Linked DNA regions of Homo sapiens: all the other regions are linked to region 3. Evidence: chromatin loops called from intact Hi-C (ENCODE). Cell type or tissue: PC-3. All regions are shown on one strand.

Region 1 (8,000 bases), 340 kb after region 3:
ATGGAATAATACATATAAGATGTGTACATTTCAATGCATGTAAATTTCACATAACATAAATAATGAACCTTAATGATGTATACACTAAAGTTTTAGGGGTATATTAAGTGTTCTTACCTTTAAATGCTTCAAAAATAAAATGGACGGGTGAAGGAACAAATGGATAGGTATGTGACAAAACAAATATAGCATAATGTTAACAACTACAGAATCTAGTTTGAAGGCATATGAGTGTTCATTGTACCAGTCTTTTAGTTTTCCTGTATGTTTGAATTTTTTATAACAATATGTTGGGAGGCGGTCAGATAAAAATACAACCTGTCCTCCAACATCCTATCCCTCCTACCATGATCTACTTCTTCCTTTTTCCGATAGCATATCAACATCTAGTAAATATATTTGTTTATTTATTATATATATTTTTTAACCGCCTCCTCTGCTACTCAAAAGGACAGAAATTTCTGTCTTTTTCTTTTTCACTGATCCACAGTACAAATAATAGTGCCTGGACCATAGAGGCACTCAATAAATATTTATTGAATAAATGGCTACTATTAACCCTAATTTATAGATGAAGAAACTGAGACAAAATTAGTGGGCAGCTGGACACAGTAAGAAGAACAGGCTGCCATAAGGAAAATATGTCTGATCCTTCCATATCCTCTAACATCCTCCTTTTAAAAATACAAAGAGGTCAGGCACGGTGGCTCATGCCTGTAATCCTAGCACTTTGGGAGGCTGAGGCAGGTGAATCATGAGGTCAGGAGTTTGAGACCAGCCTGGCCAACATGGTGAAACCCTAAAAATACAAAACCCTAAAAATACAAAAAATTACCTGGGCGTGGTGGCAGGTGCCTGTAATCCCAGCTACTCGGGAGGCTGAGGCAGGAGAACTGCTTGAACCCGGGAAGCGAAGGTTGCAGTGAGCTGAGATCAAGCCAATGCACTCCAGCCCAGGCAACAGTGCAAGACTCCATCTCAAAATAAATTAATAAATAAATAAAAATAAAAATATAAAGAAAAACCAAAGGTGGCTTATGTTAAAAATCATAATTTTTCATATTGTTGCATCTACCTTATTGACTATCTGGTACTATTACATCCTCCAACATAAATTTAAGGTGAAAGATTCATGTTTCTTGTTTTTCATTTACTTCTTCCTTTCTGGACATGAAAAAAAAAAACGACCAGGTAAAGTTTTATGCTAATAGATCAAAGTCCACATCCTGAGTGTGTATACAATGCCCTTGAAAATTCAATCATTTATTTACTCAACAAATATTTACTGAATGTCTACCATATTACCAGTAGGGGTTTAGAATATATAAGTGAGGACCAGGCACAGTGGCTCACGTCAACACTTCAGGAAGCTGTAATCCCAACACTTCAGGAGGCTGAGGTTGAAGGATCACCTGGGGTTAGAAGTTTGAGACCAGTCTGGCCAACATGGTGAAACCCCATCTCTAGTAAAAATACTAAAATTAGATGGGCATGGTGGCCGGCACCTGTACTCCCAGCTACTCAGGAAGCTGAGTCAGGAGAATCACTTGAACCCAGGAGGCAGAGGTTACAGTGAGCCAAGATCACACCACTGCACTCCAGCCTGGGCAATACAGCGAGACTCTGTCTCAAAAAAACAAAAAACAAAAATGAATATATAAGTGAGGCAAACAGACAAAATTCTTGCCTCTGGAATTTATATTTTAATGGAATAAATGTCTGCCTACTCAAACTACCTATAGTCTCTCAATGATTTATTTTCTAAGAGTAAATAAGAGATACTTTTGGAAACTGTGTTCACTGTTCTCAAGCCAATAAATATTTAAGTTACACCCTCTGGGATCTACATCAAGATTTCAAGACAGCAAATACTTATCAGATGCCTACCACTTTCCCAATATTATTTAAGAGTTGTTTCAACATCAAGGGACAAGGGGACAGAAAAGGAATGGGAACACACTCTAACCTCGCTGAGCTACTCCACCCCAAATTCTGAGAACACAGTGGAGCTTGGAGGTAGACTGGAAGGAGTTCTCTAGGCCGGAAAAAGGTGGGTCTGGTTCTCCACCCTTCTGAGCCTCTCCTACAGCCACGAAAACTGCCCCAGGATGTCCTCAGGCAGGCTTACTTCATAGGATGTAAAAAAATAAAAAATAAAAATTAATGAAGTTGGAACCTACACATCACGCAAAGGTTGCTAACCTTTACCCTATATAATTATCTTAAGTGACCTGAAGAGTATATGGAGATCCTAAAATTACCTTGTTCTTGTAAGCAATGTTAAGGACACCTTGGTTTATTGAGCCCTTGGTAACTTCTGTCAAATATACAGTACTGTCCTTGAAATAGTGTATTCTATAGAAGAAAACACTTAGATTAGTGAACAGGCCAATTCTAATAAGCTTCTTTTAAACACACAAGGAGAAAGAAAAGATGTTTTTTTGGGAATCTTGCTTGCAAACTTTTCAAGGACAATGATTTATTCTCAAATTGCTTTCTGACTATTTGGTCAGTACCCTGACTAAAAGGTACCTTTTCCCCGGGTACCTAGTACAGAGTTACATAAATTCTAGGTAAATATTCGTTGACCTGGTAAATGAATGATGAGGGTCAGAAAACTATCATATAACTAGATATTTTAAAATACTTTCCACAGAGAAATATCCATCTTCCATAGGGCCTTTTGATTTTGGTAAATGCTTTGTCATCATTTCAAGCTGAATACACTCAAAAACAGATGAGGATATAATGGTAAAGAAAAAAATAAAAAAGTAACTTGTTCAAAAAATTCATGATTTTGAAGATATTGTGAAAAGCAAATCATCTCAAGTTAGATGATATAACAAATTTTTGATAATAACTGTTCAAAAAGATGTAATTCTATAGATTTGAGCCACTAAAAATCTCTGGGCATGGTTTCCACATGAATATGAATGAGAGAGAGAGACATAAGTGGCTATAGACACCAACCAATCCCACTGCTATGTAAATTATATCTCAGTGATTTACTCACCTTCCAGTGTAAACCATTAATCTTTAAAAAAAAAAAAAAAAAAAAAAAAAGGAAGAAAAACACTGCTTGCTCAATGCTGCCATCATGTGGTTAACATACTTTACATGCAAGAGAGTGGTCTTCACTTTTCTTCCCCTTGCTCATAAGCTCTTTGATATAAACCTCCCTCTGAGAAAGTTTTTCTTTTTAAGTTGGATAAATAATATTGTGTGAGGATGGCTTTGCTTCTATGTGACTAAACAAATAATGTCAAAAAGAATTTGAAACAAAATATTGGGTATTTTTTCTTTGAATGAACTTCAAGTGCAGAAATTGGATTAATCATAATTCATGGGCTTGTGACACAACCTCAATATTGGTCCAAACACAATGCAATTTAAATTAGTTTTTCATAATAAATTAGGCATATGCAAATCTACTACCCCAAACAAAAGTTATCGCCTTGATCTATATTTAACCTTAATCTATATTTAACCTTATAGTCTACCCAATTAGTCCATTCTCCGTCCTGCTCCAAACAGATGTAAATTTCATCCTGAGTCCTGTGCCTGTCATTCTTTTGAGTCCTTTACTATATAGTTTTATTGTATTTTTTCTATTTCTAGTAGATTTGCATTTTTGATAAACAGCTTTATTGAAGAATATTTGAATATAATAGACGGCATACATTTAGAGAGTACAATTTGATAGGTTTTGATATATATATACCCATATATATACATATGTATACACATATATATATACCCATATATATATACATATGTATACACATATATATATACCCATATATATATACATATGTATACACATATATATATACCCATATATATACATATGCATACACATATATATATATACCTATAAAACCAGAATCCTAGTCAAGATAATGAACATATTTACCATTCTGAAAACTTTCCTCCTACTCTCTTCATAATCCTTTCCTCTCTTTCCTATCCCCTCAGCTCCAACTATCTATAAACATTTGTTATGGACTGAATTATGTCCCCCCGAAATTCATATATTAAAGCTGTAACACTTAATGTGATTGTATTTAGAGATAGGACTTCTGAGGCCAATTAGATTTAGATGAGTTCATGAGGGTAGGGCCCTTGTGATATGATTTAGTGTCCTTATAAGAAGAGAAACCAGAAAACTTGCTTTCTTCATCATGTGAGGACACAATGAGAAGGCTCTGTCTGCAAGCTAGGAAGAAACTTCTCACTAGAACCCAACCATGCTGGCACCGTGATTGCACACTTTCAGCCTCCAGACTGTGAGAAAATACATTTCTGCTGTTTAAGCCTCTCATTCCATGGTATTTTCTTATGATAGATGAAGCAGACTAATACACCACGGATATGCTGTCAATTCATTAGTTTTCATTTCATATAATTTTATTTAAATGAAATCACAGAGTATATACTCTTGTCTAGATACTTTCACTCAGCATAATTACTTTGAGATTAATCTATATTGTAATATGCATCAATATTTTGTTCCTTAATATTGCTGAGTAGTATTCTATTGTATGGAATATCACAGTTTATTTATCCATTGACCTGCTAATGAACATTTGGGTTGTTTCTAGTTTTTAGTTATCACAAATAAAGGTTCTATGAACATTCATATACAAATACTTGTATGGACATATGTTTCATTTTCTTTTGGGGAAATACACAGGCACGGAATGGCTGGACCAATGTGTGTGTGTGTGTGTGTGTGTGTGTGTGTGTGTAAATACACAGGCACAGAATGGCTGGACCAGTGTGTGTGTGTGTGTGTGTGTGTGTGTGTGTGTGTGTATTTAACGTTTTAAGATACTGCCAAACTATTTTCCAGTTTTCCAAAATGTACCATTTTGCATCTCCACTACAGGAGAACATGATGGTTACTATCCCTCCACATCATCACCAACACATAGTATAGTCAGTTGATATTTTAATTTCAGCCATTCTAATGGGTTTGCAGTAGTATCTTGTTAATACTTTTCATTTGAATTTCCCTAATGACTAATGATGTTGAACATCTATTCATATGCTTATTTACCATTTGTATTTCTTCTTTGAAGTGTCTGTTCAAATACTTTTACCATTTTTGCTCTTGCTATTCTCTCTGTCATTATTTTTAGAAAGTTTCAGCAATGATTATTTCAAAAGTTTTTTCTGTCCTGTTTTCTCTTCTCCTGCTATTCCAAATGCATGTACCTTTTGAAAATATCCCACAGTTCTTTGACATTCTATTCTGGAGCGGTTTGGGTTTTTTTCCTCTTTGTGTTTTATTTTGAGAAATTTCTACTGGCATAACTTCAAGCTTACTGATTCTTTTCCTGGCCATTTCCAGTCTACAGTTGAGCCCATCAAAGCATTCTTCATTTCTGTTAGAGTGTTTTTAATTTCTAGCATTTCTTTTCTAGATATTCTTTTGCATTTGAATATCTGATTGTTCCAGCCAGTACTATGTGTTGAAAATCGCATTCTTTTCTGTACTTATTTGCCTTTCCACTTTTGTCAGAAATCAGTTATCAATATAAGTGTGAATCTCTTTCTGGACTTTCTATTTTGTTTCATTGATCTGATTTTCTATCTTGATTCCAATACTACATTGCTTTGCTTACTGTAGCTTTATAACTCATTTTGACATCAGGCAATGTTAATCCTCCATGTTACTCATTTTCAAAATTGTTTGGACCATTTTAGGTCATTTGCAGTTCCATATGAATTTTATTCAGTTTCTCCCAAGTTTTTACCAAAGGTCACCTTGAACCTACAAATCAGTTGGAGGAAAATTGGTATTTTAACAGTATTTAGTCTTCTGATCCATAAACATGGTTTATTAATCCATTTATTTAGGCCTCCTTTAGTTTGTCTCAGAAATGTTCTGTAGTTTTTAATATATATAGGTTTTCCCCATCTTTTGTCAAATTTATGCCTAAGGATTTCATATTTTTGATGCTATTATAAATGTATATTTAAAATTTCAATATCTGGTTGAAAGTATACAGAATAAAAATCGATTCCTCTATATTAAGCTTGTATCCTTCAATCTTGCTAAACTCACTTATTAGTACTAGTAGCTGTTTTTTTTTTTTTTTTTTTTTCATGGATTCCCTTGAATTTTCCATGGGACAATCATGTCATCTGCTTTTCTTGTCTTATTGTGCTAGTTAGAATTTCCAGTGAAATGTTAAATAGACATGGTAATAGTGGACATCCTTGACTTTCTTGATTGTAAGAGGAAAACACTCAGTGTTTCATAATCAATTATGATGTTGCCTATAGATTTTTCATACATTCCCTTTATCAGCTTGAAAGAGTTCTCTTCTATTATTAGTTACTTGAAAGTTTCTCATCAGGAATTAATGATGAAATTTATCCAATACTTTATCTGTATCTATGGAAATGATTATATGATTTTCATTTTTAGCTTGTTAATATGGTAAAATACATTGTTTACTGTTCTAATGTTAAATTGTATTGGATTCCTGAAAGAAAACACATTTGGTCATGATGAATTGTTTTCTAAATTGTTGGATTTGATTTGTTAATGTTTTGTTAATACCTTTTGAATCTATCTTCATGAAGGATACCGACTCATAATTCTCCTTTCTTGTAATGTCTTTGCAAGGTTTTTAGTAACAGAGTAATGCTGGCTTCAAATGTGTTAGAAAGCATTCCCTCTTCTTTATCACTATTCTTCCTTAAATATTTGGTAAAATTCACCAGGGATGCCATCTGGACATAGAGCTTTCATTGTGGAATGGATTTGAACTACAAAGTCAATTGCTTAACAGAGCTATTAAGACATTTCTTTTTGAGTGAGCTTTGGTAATGTATATCTTTCAAGGAAGTTGTCCATTTCATTTAACTTGTCAAATTGGGATAATGTTACTGAGAATATTCCCTTACTGCCCTTTTAATATCTGTAGAATCTGTAGTGATATTACCACCCTAAGTCCTGGTATTGGTCAGTTGTATCTATTCTTTTCCTTGATATGTCTAGCTTTGGTTTTACTGATTTTTATGAATTTTCTATTTTACATTTCATTAATTTCTACTCTGTTCTTTATTATTTCTTTTTTTGTTTTTATGTTGTGTTTAATTTGCTCTGATGTTCCTACCATCTTAAAGTATAAGATGAGATTACTGATTTCTGACCTTTTTTTCTTTTCTAAGATATGTGTTTAGTGCTGTGTATTTCCCTTAAGTACTGCTTTAATAGAATCCCACAAACTTTGATGTGTTACATTTTCACAAAAAGTTCAAAACAATTTCAAATTTCTCTTTCATTTTCTTATTTGACACAGGGGTTATTTAGAGGTATGCTATTTACTTTTCAAATATTTAGGGATTTTCCAGATTTTTTTTTTTTTTTTTTTTTTTTTTTTGAGATGGAGTCTCGCTCTGTCGCCCAGGCTAGAGTGCAGTGGCTTAATCTCGGCTCACTGCAAGCTCCGCCTCCCAGGTTCAGGACATTCTCCTGCCTCAGCCTCCCGAGTAGCTGGGCCTACAGGCATCTGCTACCACGCCCAGCTAATTTTTTTTTGTATTTTTAGTAGAGACGGGGTTTCACCGTGTTAGCCAGGACGGTCTCGATCTACTAATCTCCTGATCTGCCCATCTTGGCCTCCTAAAGTTCTGGGATTATAGGCATGAGCCACTGTGCACAGCCTTCCAGAAGGTTTTGTTACTCATTTTTAATTTAATTCCATTGTGGTCAGAGAACATGTTTTGTGTGACATGAATTCTCTTAAAATTGAGATTAGTTTTATGGCCTAGCATGTGGTATATACTGGTAAATATTCTACATTAACTTGAAGAAAGGGTATTATCTGCCATTTGGGGGAGAGTATTCTATAAATTTTAATTATGTCAAATTGGTTGATATCATACTACAAGTATTCTATATTCTTTACTGATTTTCTGTCTACTTGTTTTCTCCATTATTAAGAAGTTTTGAAACATGGCTATAATTTTTTATTTGATTATTT
Region 2 (8,000 bases), 140 kb before region 3:
GGTTAGAACAGGGTTATAACAAAGAGTAAGAGATGAGAGGGGATGTTGGTGAGGGATGTAGCTAGGATATTGGCAAAGCGAATTCCTTCTAGAACATATGGACCAACTGTGAGTCCCCATCCTCTTTCTCTAGCCCCACTCATGTAAACCCTGGTCTAGTAATTGATTCCAGGAGGCTACTCAGAGAACTCTTTGGTGGGTTCCTCCATAGAGGACTGGTGCGTGCCCAACCGATACCTACAAAGCTAAGAGACTCTGGACAGAGTTTGACTCCCTCCCACCCACCAGGAAATTCAGAGGGAGAAAGAGATTAGCTGCTGGATACTCAAGAGCTGAAGAAGGAGTTGAGAGTGCCCAGCCCACCTAGAGAAGCATTTGCCTTGGTCAACGGAAGTGGAGGAAGTTTTCTGAAGAACACATGCAAACTCTCCTATGCAAGGGAGAGCTTAGCTTCCTGCCAGACCTAGAGAGTCTGTAGCCTCCAGTCATGTGAGGACCTCTACATTTCCTTACAGCTCCTCCTCTTTCCTCTGGTTGGTCCTTGGTGCTGAGCAAAAAAGTAACCACAGAAGATCTGAGCTAAGAAATTTCAAGCTAAGTTCAGAATTGTGATCATTGCATGCATCTGAACATTTTATTTTCTAAATAGAGATTGTTTGTATGACTAAAATTTGTCTGAAGTACTATCTAAGATTAACCAGAAAAGTTTTGAACTTGCCTGAATCTTCATTTAGGGGTAGGGAAATATCCTTATGAATACAGTTTAAGGGAAAGCAGAGGCAAATATTAAGATGTGTTTTTTATTGTGGCGTTACATTGACATTATCTGAGGTTTAGCTAATTCATAAACATTGATTTGGTACTTGGCTTTGAATGTGTATTGTTTACCTGGCTGGTTGAGAGTGTTTCTGGAAAATGAGCTTTGTCTCTTCTGAGTTTTTGATCTATCTGGTCAATTGGCCAATAACATGGAGTGAATTTTTAAAAACACCCGCAGAACTGAACTGCTCTCAGCAGCAATAGAAATAAGAGGCACGATGATCTATACATTAAAAGTCCAAAAAACATCTCAACCTGTACATGTCCCAGTGGAATTCCTGATTTCCTTCCATTCCTAACCTGTTATTCCTTTGGGCTTCCTCATCTCAGCATATGGCACCCACTTCATTTGGCTTCTCTGGTAAATCCCTAACAATTCTTCTTTATCCTCTCCTTTCCTACAGCCTCCATTCAAGTAGGCTAAGAAGAGTCACTCATCTCCACCTTCAAAATGCATCACACATCTGGCTGCTTTCCAGCACTCAGCTCTCCATCCTGACCCATTAATTGATCTCTAAGATGGACTCTTGCAATAGCCTCCTAGCAGGTCTCTGTACTCCTTCTCTTGCCCCCTTACAATCCAATCCGCTAACACCTAGGTTGATCTTAACAGAGTTAATTCCTACTCCAACACCTGTAATATTCGTGTAGTATCTAAATCTCTACAGTGGTCTCCAACACTTTCCATGATCTGACACGTTCCAGAATCACTTGCATTATGTTCTCATTTCTATTCTTCATGACTCTGTGATCACACCAAGATCATTCACATCTCAGGGCCTTCATTCTTACTTCCCCTTGTTACATCTTTCACGGTGTGCTCCTTAAATAACTCAAAACATAATTTAGTTTTCTATTCAAATCTCATCTCCTCAGATAAATCTTTTATTACTAGCACTTCTGAAAATTGCACTCCTTCTCAGTCATTAGCTATATTTTTATATTGCTTTATTTTTCTTCTTAGTAGTTACTTGACATTTTATTATTTATGTTGGTTTATTGTCTGTCTATACCATGCGAACAGGTACTACAATTGTTTTGTTCCTTGAACACCTGCAACAATCCTAACAAATAAGCATTCAACCTTTCTTTTTTGTAATTAAATAATTGAGAAATTAATTTTTGAGAAAGTAAATATATAGGATAATAGAAAGTGCATTGGATTTGGGGATGTACATTTTAGGCTTATTTTTTTCACCCTTTAATTGTGTAGATTCGAAAAGAATAACGTTAACTTTCTGTTCCTTTCTTTCTTCTCTTTAAGGAAGGATAATCTTTAAGGCAGCCTGAAATTCTATGAGGTCTAAAACAAAGAGCCATCTCTGATATAGGATATTACTTTTCTTTCTTTACATTTTATATGCAAATTTATAAATCAATGAATTTTCATGTCTTTCTTGGATATAGTTAGATATCTGTCAGACTTCTTTCCTTTCCCTCTTCTGTCATTGAAGTTTTGTGGGCCATCTTTATGTGACAAGCACTGTGCCAGACACTTGTGAGGCAGATGATTCTGATATTTTTTCTGCTTGCAAGAAGCTCAAAATCTGAAAAGGAAGACAGAAGTATAAGCATATTCATTAGAATATAATTTGAAAAATACAAAACCAGAAATGTGTTCAATATACAAGGTGGAGTCACTTTGTCCAGGAGCTCCAAGTAGAATAATGAAGGGAGATTGTGTGATGCACCTTTTTTGAGTGTTGTACTGCTAGGAGGAAGAGAGGGAATGGTGGTGGATGTGGAGGGTGGAGTCCAGAAAGATAAATGCATAACAACCAGTCCACTGGACCACTGATCTGGAAATCCTTGGCAATAATTCTTATTATAGTTTATCATTGTAGTTCTGATAAAATGTTGGGTACAAGACACAGATGTAGTGAACTAAGGAGCGACTGGGAAGGGTGGAAGAGGATACTTTTGCATTAGCCTCTCTTCTGGAAAGTTTGAGAAAGAGAGGAGAGAACTGGATAAGGAAAAGGGGTCAAGGAAGAAACTTTAAAGATGGAACAATCATAGGCGGTGTTGGAACAATCATAGGTGGTGTTGGGGAACAATCATAGGTGGTGTTGGGGAATAAACCAATAGAGCCAGAGGAAGAGCTGGAATTAGTTACAGGGATGGAGCTGTGTGAGAGCTTTAGTTTCTTGGTAGGAGGTTGTAGGAGAATGCGATCTGCAGCGCCGAAAGGTGAGGAGAGCCCACTTTCTTCTGAGACAGAGTCGGCAAGGGAAAGAAAAGAATCAGACTCAGGGCATTTTTAGGACACAGTGAGGAGGTGAAATTCTCAATGGCCTGCTTTTTTTTAGTGAAGTAAATGTTAAGGGCATGTGCTGAGCTGAAGGGAGTGAAGGTTGGGTCAGAGGAGATTTGAGGCAGTGAAACATTGGAATAGCCTCTAAATGTGAATGCTACCCCTGAAATCCATTGGCTCACTAATGCCTGGCCAATGAAGAGATAGTGTTTCTTTTGACAATTATACTTTCAACTTAATGGGGTAGTTATTTTTGATGAGTCCTGTCGTTATTATGGGCTGTTAGTAAGCACTATATTGTGTGTGGGCTTACTCTTATTTCCAAGGCTAATTATTGTTAATACTGTTTTGCTGTTTTAATTTCCTAATAAGAAAGCACAATAAACATTAATGCTTAGAACAGAAGGCTCAGCATATAGTGGCCCAATCAAGAAGTCATGGAAGCACATTAGTCAGCTGAAGCATTTTAACTGTCAGCCAAGCAAATGCATATAATCATCTTAAAACATATGGGCACATGCATGCATTTGTTCAGTACACACTTGTTTATCATCTACTCAGTGCCAGGTCCTCAGAAGCCAATGAGGATTCAGCAATAGAAAACCCAGTCCTCATCTATGAGGAGTAAATAATTTTGTAGATGTAGATTTGGGATTTATCCAATACATCTACTGGATTTCCAATATTGGGATTAAATACTACAGGTGTTAATGTAACCTATGAGGAATATTTTAATTTAATTTAATTCAGATTTCTGTAATATCTCTGGTGGTGCTACTCACTTGCAAATCACTGAGACTATATTTTTATGTTACTAAACTGCATTTTGTGCCCCAGAAGCAAATAATAATGTGAAAAAAAATAGCCTCTGGTACACCACTTTGTTTTTTACCCTCTGCCCTCAGCCTTCAAATTACCATTTTATGCAGGAAACTGCCCTTTATTTTAGTCACCCCCTCCATAGATATCCTTGAGCTCTCTGCCAATAGTAAATAAATGATGGCTGCTTTCCAAGCTCCTGCCTTTAGCCTCTGGGGGGCATCGTTGCCCTTTCTTACCCATCCGTGTCTGTAAATAGGCTATTTAGGTGGAATAGAAGGTAATTCATATGCAGTAATAGAAGAAACCTTATAGGAAATTTCAACTTTGTTACAATCATCTTGATCTGAGATAATATATCTGCCCATTTCTTCTTTATTTTTACCATTGAAATAGTTATTTCATATCACACTATTTATCTTTCAGCCATTGAGGTTGGAGAGAAGTTGTATTGACAGTAATCTCCAAAGGACATTGCCAATTTCCTTCCTTCTTCCTTTCTCTCCTTCCCTTCTCACCACCTCTTTCTTTTTTCATTTCTTCCTTTCTTCATATATTCATTCATTTCAGAAGTATTTACTGAGCACATATTCTGTGGTAGGCTCTGTGTTAGATTTTACAGATATAAAGTGAACTAAGAAACTCTTTGCCCTCGGGAACCTTAAAGTCTAGACAGAGACAGATAATACATGCAATGATTGCACTACCTAGCACTTAAGGCTGTAATAGTGGTAGACACAGGACACTGTGGGAGAACATAAGAGAGGACTTATAGAAGAGTGTGAGAGTCAGGTAAGGCTGCCTTTAAATTGATTTGTTGAGAATGAGCAGGAGTTAGTCAGAGGAAGCTGGGTAGAGGGAAGGGAAAAATCTTGACTATCAATTTATAGTTTTTAGTTGAGATCCTTGATGTAGAGGAAATTAATCAGAGAATTACAATAAAATTATTGTAGCATCTTCTGGAAAGGCCCAAGAAAGAATCTATTTCTTTTCTGTACTTCTCCTTGAAACTCTGACTTCCTTTCCCATCTATCAATTCAGATTTGAGTTGGGAGATATTGGAGCACTATGCACCATATTTACTTCTCAGGTTACAAGGAATGAAAGGTATGAGATTTAATTCTGCCCACTCTGCTGTAGCTCATTGTTTCTAATACTGTAGGGTCTTTTTATATGGACGAATATAAGGACTGGATGGAAGTATGATCCATCACCCTCCCAACTGATGAGGAGGAGTGTGGATTCCTTCATTTCATTTAACTTTCCAATGTAGGCAGAACTTCGTTCTTACCTCCACGAAGTAGGCTCCCCAACTCAGCCTACACATTAGAACTTTTCAGGGATGTTTTGAAAAGCGTTGTTGCCACTGTTCTTCCCCAGGAAATCCTGACTTGGGAAATCTGAGATGGGACCTAAACATTTCTGCTTAAAAAAAAAAAATCCCGTAGTAATTTTGATATCAAGATGGTGTTGAGAATCAATGTCTTTTACCATACTACAGTAATATCTTGTGGTGGAAAGTTTTACCATTTGAGGTCACATGAATTTGACTCCTAATTGTAGTTTTGTCACATAGTCACTGTGTGACCTTGCCCAAGTTACCAAACCTCTCTGATCTTCAGATTTTTAATCTGTGACGGGGCAACAATAATATCTAGCTCACGGGCTTGGTGAACTCAGTAAAGGCTAGAACCCTCCTGTAGGAAACACTGGGGATTTATTGTGCATGAGGTTTGTAATAAAAGTGGAATTGTAGGAACCATCCTTTGTCAACTAGATTAGTGAAACAATTATTAATAAAACACCAATAAACATTTACATTTCTTTGCTTCTCCTGAAGATGAGGTGAATCTGAAAGTGATTGAAGTCAGAGGGGTATTCAACAGCCAGCACTGTATTGTTGGTCCATGAATTTTTTTGTTTGAAATAGAGACTTTTTGAGCATGTCTTTTATGCAAGGCCTATTTATCTTTTTCTCTTAAATATGTGTAAGCTTTATCCCTTCTGATACTGTCGTAGATTAGTTTCTCACCTGCTTTCACTATTCTATGAGACTCCTAACCGATCACTCTGGCTTTGATCTCATTCATCTCCAGTACATATAATCACACAGCTTCCCTATTTAAATTCCATCTCCTCCAGGATCACATCCAAGCTCCTTAGCATGGAAAGCAAAGCTCTTAAGAGCTACTTATTTCTTTATCTTATCTTATATCGTCTTCCTCTTGAGCAAGGATTCTAATGAAACTTTAATGGTTCTGAACAAAATCTCTTGTGTTGGTAAATTTTACACAGGACACTCCCTTGGTCTAGAAAACCTTTCTCCCCTTTGCTCCCCTTTTTGATGAGAGACAAAATTTTACCCTGCATTATTGAGTGCTTGGTTTGAGTGGATCACTTTGAGGACATTTGTATGTTTCTTAGATCCCCCTGTGTGGTATGTGTTGTTACTTTCATGTTACAGTAAGGGAAACTTACGGTATGGAACATCCTATAAAACGTTAGACTTTCTGGGCTTCAGTTTCCCTATCCTCTCTGAGACCTTTGTCCATTCTTTGTTATCACTGCTTTGTTGGTATGAAAAGAGTGGAGGGAAGGAAGGAAAGGAAGAAAAGAGCCAGGGAGGGAGAAAGTTAAGAAACGATCAATTTGAATATGAAAGCAGGAACTGGGATTTCATCTCTTTATTGTCTTTGAATCCGCCTCATGCAATGCAGTACTGGGTTTGTAGCAGTTACAGTATATAGCTCAAATAAATACATAACATAAATGTATGACTGCTTTGTTACTAGATGCTAAATGTTATGAAAATATTTATTCCTCCATATCAAGGACTATGATTGGCGTTTAAGTAATTTCAAATTCAGTTCAACTACGCTCTCTGACATCTGTGAAAAAAAAAGTACACTGAATTTTCATTTAGTCTGTACAACTGCTGTAACAATCCTACTTTTTGTCATTAGAACAATGTACCCCACCCAGTCCTCCCCAATAACCCTTATCATCCCCACTCACTTCTACCTACATCCTCAATGAGGGCAAACTAAGCATGCAAAAAACAAAAACACAATTTTGGATTAAAAAAAATCTGTTAGCAGGACTTGTCCAATGAGATAGTGTTTTTGTTTTTATGAAAGGAGTTGTCATTTACAGAAAACACACCCTGTTCCCAAAGCCTGTCCCCTGTTAAATGCTGTCATGTACTAAGAGTTAATTATGGGTCTTTCCAAACAAACCTGGGGACCTCTGCTTCTTTGAAGATGGTTTTGTGTTTAGAAATCCATAGAAATCTTACATGATATGGAACTATGTATTATAGATCATAAAACTCCATGATTTGCTAAACAAACATTTCTTGGTTAATAAAACTCAGCAAGTGTTTCAACAAAAAGGGTGTAGCTCTATATCACAGAGGGTTTGCAGTTCACACATCTCAGTTTTGCAGTGATAAAGCAGTCATTAAAACATGAAAGCTCCTTAAAAATTACAGCTGCCAGACCAGATTAGGTTTATCTGAAGACTAGATTAAATATGAGAGTATTTACCTTGCATTCTAGGGGAATCCTTGGGAACACAGCTATAAAAATAAAACAGAGAGAGGTCAGAGTAATAGGGGCACAGACTTTGAGTGTGGCAGTTCTTGAATGTTGCCTTGAACGTCTTGGGCAGAAAGCAGGGTGCCTTCTGAAAGATTTTTAAAAGACTTTTATAGTCAAATAGGTATTGGATTAGAATTCCAATCCTTTCATTTCTCAGGTAGATCTTTTATTAAAATGAGAAATCACATATGATCTCAAAATTTACTTCTTCTGGCCAGAATTTCTTACTAACAATTTCTGATCTTTCAAGAACCACTTTCTAATGAAGAGTAGTGACAAAGAAAAGTAGAAATTGAAATTTGAGGAAGAAAGTTACTTGTAATTATCTAAACACCTCAAGACCTAGTTGGGTCATGAGTGAAATAGATAGCTTCTCTGTACTTACTTTTATGCCAAACATTTATTTTATTTTCTATTCAATTTATATTTAATTTATATACATACATCTCTTGCTATTTCATTAAATATATATAATAAATACTTTATATATATATATATATAAAATATAC
Region 3 (8,000 bases):
TATACAAAGGCCACAGGTCATATTTATATCATATTTGCCATATGCCAGAAACCAAGTAGTTTACATATCATCGGTTCATTTAATCATTACTGCAAGCCAGTTAGATGTATACTATTACTATCTTCATTCTGAGGGTCGGATTACTTGGCCAAGTTCACACAGCCTGAGCCCACACTTTTAACCATGTAATTTCACATCTAATCTTGTTCAGTGTCATATTGTTGAATATAAGATTCTGCATATACATAAGTATAAAAAGCCTAATATTGAAAAACAAGCATACAGTAACAGCATCAATTAATACACATTGGTCAAACTGAACTGATTACTGAAAAAATAAACTAGTAGAATTTAGACACCGGTACTTATGAAGCCAATGTAAATGACTGAACACATACATAGGCCAACAATTAGGTCAATCTAGCCAACAATTATTGAAGTTTATATCTGCTCAGTTTATCAGTAAGTATAAACTTTTTTTTATTTTATCTGGGGCTATATATGCTTCTTCTTGGCCTTTAAAACTGTGTATTCTAACACACGTATTCACACCTAGTACCTCATCCATGGAACCGGTAATTTTAGCTGATAATTTTGAATTCTTTTCGTGTAAATTGATTTTATTCACCAAATAGTTAGATTTGTTATTTGCAGTTCATTCCTTTTTATGCTCACCCATTTAAGGTTCTGGGTTTAACGTCTAGAGACTTAAGTTCAAGGCCTGACTTGACCACTTACCAATTGTTTGACCTAAGGCAAGCCACCAAAGTTCCCAGTTTCACTTTTCCCATCTGCAATGATACCTTCCAGCCAACTTCACAGGCAAAAGGGTCAAGTGAGATAACATATATGCAAATGCTTCTGAAACTACAAAGCACAGGATAATGTGAGGTATTGCTCACATCTGATTGCTCCCATAAAGGAAGTAAAGTCCTCCTTAAGGAACAAGAGTGTGAAATTTAGAACTGGGTTAACATTCCTTAAATAATATAAAAGTAAAACAAACAAAAACCTTTCTATATTAAAAATATATAACTTTAAAATGTTTCTACTTCTGATTTTAGTTGTACCAATCTGAAAGTGTACATTTGCTTTTACTTGGTTTTGGCAGGATAAAATTAGTTCAGAACTAAAAGAAGGGTCATGATTGAAGTTTTCTTTAAGAGTTTCTTTTATGTTCAGTATGATCATTAGAAATTCACAAAGAAAATCTATTTCTTTATCCATAGAAGAATAAGCTCTTCTGTTTTTAAGAAACTTACATAAGTTTAAGCTGGTGTTTAGATGTCTCCCTAACAAGTTTTGTTTTTGAAGAAAGTCTTTCACTGCAATCCCCATATCCTTGTTAAGCCATGTGAGTTGTTTCACTTGCTAAGAGTTCAGCTGCAACCAATTATAGGGGGTGGAGGTGCCATATTCTCATTCCTTTAAAACTCATCAGAGGGAAGAGGAAGTTGATTACAGTAAATGAAAAACAGGACTCAAGTGGCACTGATGGCATATGCAAAATGTATCTTCTATATCTCTTACTGTCTGCCAGAGAACCTAGTATCATCCTTGTCACAATCACCTTCCTAGCAATAAAACTGGGCATTACAGTAAGAAACCAGACAAATATTATTCCGCCACTTGTGTAAGAAAAATAAACTCATACTTAAACAATCAGATAGTTTAACAAATATGAACACAATATCTTATTTAGTGGCTTATGTAATAGTAGTAGTAGTAGAAGAAATGATTCTTTTATAAGTGAGGACTGCCACAGAATTTTGCTTAAGAGTTAAAGGAGAAAGAGATCCAATAAGGAACCCTCAGGCTTTCTAACAGCTAGAATCAGGAATTAATCTCCCTATGGTACAGCATTGTCTTCTTTCATGGAGATAATCATGCCTGCTATGCTTGTAAGGATCAAATGAAATGTCATTCATTCACTCATTAAATATCAGGTACCTACTGTACTTAAGAAAGTGGGTTAGACACTGTGAAAGATTCGATGGTGTTTAAAATAGCCTCAGTTTTTATGAACTTAAAACCTAAGGGCAAGATCAATGACATCAACACCATGGACAATAAAAGCAGGGTGAAAGTTCAGGAGTCATAAAGGCTAAAATAATGTGATATGAGAATTCATGTCATGAAAACGTGCTTTGAGACTGTAAAATGCTATACAGATGCAAGCTATCAGAATAGTTTAGGACATGGCGAAACTGAGCAAAGGTGTTTGATGACTTGTTCCTGTAAACATTCCCTTTCCCCTTTCTGTAACTTGGTTAATAAAATAGGATAGGAATCAGTGACTTAATATGGTGTCTTACAAACTCCAGATGCTCAGTAAATATTTGTTGAATGAACTAATGCTTAACGATCTACCTCTCAGTGTTATTTGAAGGAGTACTTGGTAAAAATTATTCTAGTTGGGAATGCAAAAGCACTACTTAAATTATTATTAATACTTAGAAAAATAATGCTATTTTAGAATCTATTTTAATCAATTATATTTTATAACATTTGTTTCAGATGAAACAGCTACCCTATATATAGATTACCAGTGTGTAATGTGGGTACAGTGTAAACCGGTAGAAAATACATCGATTTGGGAGCCAGGACCTCTGCATGAGAATCCCCAATATCCACTAGCTCTAGGAAAAGCTACCGTGTGTGCCTTAGTTTTTTAATCTGTAGAACATATTAAATATGAATTTACCAGATAACATAGAATATACCAGATAATTGCTAAGATCTCTTCCAGCTTTAACATTTTAATGTCTCAATACAAGAGTACTATTTAATGAAAAACATTTAAATTTTATAAAATGGACTTAGCTTGTAATGGGCTATCGCCGTGTTTTAAAAATGACATTATCATATTTTGGGATTGGTAAATTGTGTGTATATCTATAAGATAAGAATGACAAGATTACAAACATATCAAGATATTCTAATATAGGTTAGAAGTACTAGCTCTGCTCCTCACCTCACATACCTTTGAGCTATTTGGGGAGCAATCTATGACCAGTTCTACATAGTTAAGGCTAACTGAGGAGTATAATTATTAAGTGAATTGGACTAGTTCTGGACAATTAAAGCAGAAACTTTCAGTTATTTAAGGACATACCCATCTTTCCATTTTGTTTTAACTTTGTTCCATGAGTAACAAATACAGCCTGGCCAATCATGTGCTAGAGCTGTGCACTCAAACAATTTTATTTACAATAAATTTTAGGGAATTAATGAGGCATCATATGTGGCCACACACTATTCACAAAACTGTAATCAAAATGGCCCTTTAAACAATATGTTCATAATGGTGATTGACTGAGCCTTCTAAAGACAGGAAACCTGCAATAGGAGAATGAGCCTTCTAAAGTTAGAATCCCCAAGAAATTAAGATGAAAAGACAATGTGTTATTTATTGAGTACCTGCATTCTGTGTGACTCTGAGCTAGGCTGTTAAATATATTTACTCATTTGAAACATGATAAGATATTAGCAAATTTTGATTTAATCATTCCCATTTTAGAGATAAATAGTCTCTGATAAGTAAATTGCTTAAAGTTGTAGAGCTAATTGGATTTGAATTCAAGTCCCTGAAACTTCAAAGCCCTATGCTTTAACCACCACCTCCCATAACTATGCTTATGCACTATGTTCGATATTATATTTTAGGAGATAAAAATGTAAATTTTAAATATTAGTTTGAGGCATCTTATGTAAATCAAGAACTCATTTGATAATCCATTAGCTCATGTTTCATGCTGTATCTACACAGATTGACTCATTTTTCTAGAAAGCATCCCCTGCTACCTTCTTCTACTTTGATCTTGCTAACTTTCGGTCCTCCTTCTGGTCCTCACTTAAATGGCATCTCTTCAGGAGGCAAACTTTGATATTGATTTAAATTAACTTCTTACTCTTAAGTCATCTTATGCTTTTTCAAATTAGCCTTTCTCCCGTATGTCCAATGCTCACAGTAAACTGTCACATCCCTGAGGGCAGATATCATATCTGTCTTGTTCACCTCTGCATCTCCACCATTTAGAACACAGCTTGGCGTGTAGTAAATACTCAAAAATATCTGTTGCATGAATAGCACATGTATCTGATGTAATGAGCTGTAAGACTCCAAAAACATATGTCCCTTGGGAAAATTATATTGTACATTTCTGTTTTATAGCATCATACACACAATGAAAACAAGAAAGGTGTTGTAGTAATGTTAATATATTAACAGATTCAACAATGGAGTCCCTGGTGTGGGCTCAAATTGCTGGAAAGTGAATTATTTGTTAGCAAATTCATGAAGCACTGCTCCATTTCACTTTATCTTGTTTTGTCTTATAAATTCCAAAGAACTAACAACAGTAGAGTGGGTCGTTGCATCAACATTGCTTCCATTTAGTAGACTGATGCAAGTAACCAGTAACAAGGTCTTTCTTTTTCTCTTTGTGATACTTCTCATGGTCAAAAGATGGCAGTGTGTTCGAGAGTGACAGCCTTCTTTCTAAGTCCGAAATGAACAGCAGGGTGAGTGGTTAGCTGTGGTCCTGATGAATTGAGTTGGCTTTGCAAAAATCTCAGGTTTCAGAACGATGTCCAAAGCAGAAATCCACGCCTTCCCAGGAGAAACATTCACATTTTTTGGATCTGCTGCTTACCTTTGTTCAGGAGAGAAGAGCTCCAGAAAGTGTATATTCTCTTATAAACAGATAAAAAAGTAAATTTGAGCCACAAATGAAAAAAAAATTATTAAATGCCAGAAATAAAAGTATTGCTAGCTTCAAATACCAAATGTCAAATGCTGTGATCAATCCACTCGTTGACCCCATTTGGAGAACTTCTATTTTCACTGATAAGCCAAGGTATCTCTCCTAAAATGTCTGTATTTTATTTTATGGGAAGTTAAGATGGAAATATTTGTCTTCTTCATGAACTATTTTTAATTGTATTTACAGCACAGATATTCATAAATAAGGTGGCACTGTGACATTGCTGTAAACTAGGTGAGATTGTCTTCAGTACCTTCCTCTACCCTGTGAGAGCTCTCCTCCTTCTCTTGTAGCTGCTATTCTTAGAGACCCAGACATTCAGGACCAGGGCCTGAGCTCTCCTCCAGTGCGGGCGTCTTATTCTGGATGATGCCTCAGGCTCTAACTCAGTCATTTCATCTGTCCTCCTTAAAGACTTTCTAGTGCTGTTCTCCAAGGATGGCCTCTCTGTTGGAAAGGGTCAAATCGATATCTGTCTAATGGCCGATGAGGTGCACTGTATTGCCAGGTACCCAATCACTTATTTGTGTTTTTTTCAGCAGTCATGAATGGCACTCACCCAAGGTTACCACCAGGAAAGTGAGAGCCAGACAAGGTACAGCTAACAATAATAATGCTTCAGACAGGTAAACTCTGAGGCAGAGCAAAACAGATTGCTGTGCAGTGTGCAGAATTTTCGTACTTTAAGAGGAACATATTCATTTTCTATCCTTAACTCATGGCATAATGCCTGGGCCATGGCAAACATTCAATAGATGTCTAGGCCTAAGCTTTTAACAATGAGACATTGACACAAACTGTTGGGGCTGATATTTTTGCACCTCTCTCTTGTCCCTTCATATTATCACATGTTAAGAGTAAAAATCTATGCCTACTATGAACTGCCTGTGCCTATGACATTAGGACTTAAACAGAAATTGTGATGGATTGTGATTCTACTTTTTTGTTTTGTTTTGTTTTGAGACAGAGTCTCACTCTGTCACCCAGGCTGGAGTGCAATAACGCAATCTCGGCTCACTGCAACCTCCGCCTCCTTGATTCAAGTGATTCTCCTGCCTCAGTCTCCCAAGTAGCTGGGACTACAGGCCCCCACCACCACACATGGCTAATTTTTTGTATTTTTAGAAGACACAGGGTTTCACCATGTTAAACAAGGTGGTCTCGATCTCCTGACACTGTGATCCACCTGCCTCAGCCTCCCAAAGTGCTGGGATTACAGGTGTGAGCCACTGGTGATTTTACTTTAATTCCTCCTTACTGTGGCTTCTGCAGTGGAGAAGACAGAAGGGCTTGTTAGACAATAAGATAATAAAATGAAGATGGAAATAAGTTCCTGAAGCTTACTTCAGAAAAGTCACAGGGGTGTGGGAGGTGCCACGGGGCCATGTAGCACTTGTTCCTAGCAGGGAATAGGCCTAATTTGTTTGGCTTGACTAATAAATAGGACGCAGGCATTCACACTAGCAAGTGTTTATTTCCTTACAAATGTGTTATGCTTTTGTTTAATGTGTTTCCCAGCGATTTTCATTTATCCCCACAGCATCTCCTAAACTGCACAGTTCTCTTGAGCGCTGTCTTTATGAATAAATCGATCAATTCTTTTGAGAATCTACAGGTTTTTAAACTATTTTACAGGAAACAGGCCAAAACACTGCCAGTTGCCTGGATGATTTGACTATAAAATGACCTGTAATCCAGTTCACAGCATCTTTCTTCACTTGTCTTGAGAGATTATTTCTCTCAAGGATAAAATAAATGTATCAGCAAGAGTCTCTTTCCTCCTTCTCGTTTGAATTCAAGCACATTAGGTATATCAGGAAATAGCCCAGTGCAACCAAAGAAGAAAATCACCCAAGGGATGTGACCTTCCTTACTGTGACTTCATGCCTGTAAACCGAGGAATAGCCAGTTGATCCGGCAAAGCGGGTGTGTATCTATTGGAGTTGCCAGGGAACAATGGCCTTCACTGTGCAGGCTGCCACATGGGAAACAGGCTTGTTTTCGTTTTCCTTTATGTCATTTTGGGGTATAAAATATAATTGTTCTGTTCTTTATTTGAATGCCGCAGAGTCAGTAGGGAACTCCAGCTTCCTGCTCCCAAATATAGGGCCAGTTATTCCAGAAACTCCGTAATTCATTGGCATTTTAAAGCACTATAGTTGTAATGGTAGCCTTTTACTCCAACATCAGAGCAAGAGGAGCAGGTTTTCTTGTGGAAGAGGAGGGAGCTTTCAGGAAGTTCCCAGAGAGTCATTTGACATTTCTGCCTGGGATGAGGAGGAGGAATGAGATAAGGGAAGGGCGAATGGAATGCAGCGCCTTCACAAGGACAGTATATGTATCCTGGCATGTGCAAATCCAATGTGAATGCAAAGGCTTTGCAAACATGTCTTCACCGATCAGAAGCACATACATAGTCAAATTTCCCATCTTCACCTTACCACTATGCGTAGAATTTCCTCATAATGTAACACCATAGAAGTTTTAAGGCTAAGAAAATGATTCTCATTACATTTAACTTGCATGTGTTAAATTGCTAAAGCTAGCCAGACATGGAGAAAACAGCTAGCTCTCATAAATTCTGACTTACATCTCCTGTTCTATCAAGTCAATAAATACACTCATCCTTGTCAGAGATATGACTCAAATTTTGGCCTGTTTTTGAAATTGTGAGAGTTGATAAATAACAATAGAAGGTGAATTTGATTTAGGACTTAAATGTAGAGGGGATGCTTAGTCAACCAATTAATTTCTGAGGGTTTCTAGCCGTTACCTTGTAAGCTTGTTGCTATATATTAGTAGACACAATTTTAATTAAAAAAAGACACTCAAAGACATAATTGGCAGTTAAAGTATTTACATGTTTCCTGGATTTTATGGTTACAATTGGTTACATATGAAAGGCATATGCTTTTTCAAATTCAAGTCCAATTTATTTATGCTTACAGACACAAGAGCTTCCTGGCTCTTGAATACAAATGGAAAGATAACAGGCTCTCATGGTCTAATAATATGAAGCTAAACACTTCAACATGAGAGTAATTTTGTTTGTGTTGGCATTAACTCTCTAACAAAGTACATTTCCCATTTATGGTCATGACACCCCAGCCACAGACACATATAGCATCTAGCTCCATCATTCCTCGCATGGGAGGTCACAAAATAAGCAAGAATCCCTGTTAAAATTGCTGCTATCCCAGGTAAAGTGCCCAGAAAACTATTAATTGTGATTAT

The links. A loop is a pair of places that touch in the nucleus more often than their neighbours do. Peaks named below come from ENCODE experiments on the same cell type or tissue, not always from the same donor. Only the 100,000 strongest peaks of a DNase experiment are listed, where the experiment ranks them.
Region 1: a loop joins it to region 3, with 6 times the contacts of the local background. A loop is called at or near these places in 6 of 110 quality-filtered maps.
Region 2: it touches region 3 in a loop (7-fold over the local background); 42 of 110 quality-filtered maps call a loop at or near these places.

What each region holds. Positions count from the first base shown.
Region 1 is chr4:74,184,549-74,192,548 of GRCh38, reverse strand. All of the region lies in intron 3 of MTHFD2L (methylenetetrahydrofolate dehydrogenase (NADP+ dependent) 2 like), which reads right to left. Among named protein-coding and RNA genes, the nearest start is that of MTHFD2L, 30 kb to the right of the region's middle. RefSeq lists an enhancer at 1,103-1,397. In PC-3, CTCF peaks have their summits at 2,909 and 3,108 (motif pointing left); a DNase peak (open chromatin) is centred at 3,088; H3K27ac peaks cover 1,535 bases.
Region 2 is chr4:74,667,399-74,675,398 of GRCh38, reverse strand. No RefSeq gene overlaps it. Among named protein-coding and RNA genes, the nearest start is that of BTC, 120 kb to the left of the region's middle. In PC-3, a CTCF peak has its summit at 4,116 (motif pointing right); a DNase peak (open chromatin) is centred at 4,108; H3K27ac peaks cover 4,786 bases.
Region 3 is chr4:74,528,533-74,536,532 of GRCh38, reverse strand. No RefSeq gene overlaps it. Among named protein-coding and RNA genes, the nearest start is that of AREG, 87 kb to the right of the region's middle. RefSeq lists enhancers at 4,307-4,601, 4,347-4,641. In PC-3, a CTCF peak has its summit at 4,475 (motif pointing right); DNase peaks (open chromatin) are centred at 2,262 and 4,482; H3K27ac peaks cover 5,918 bases.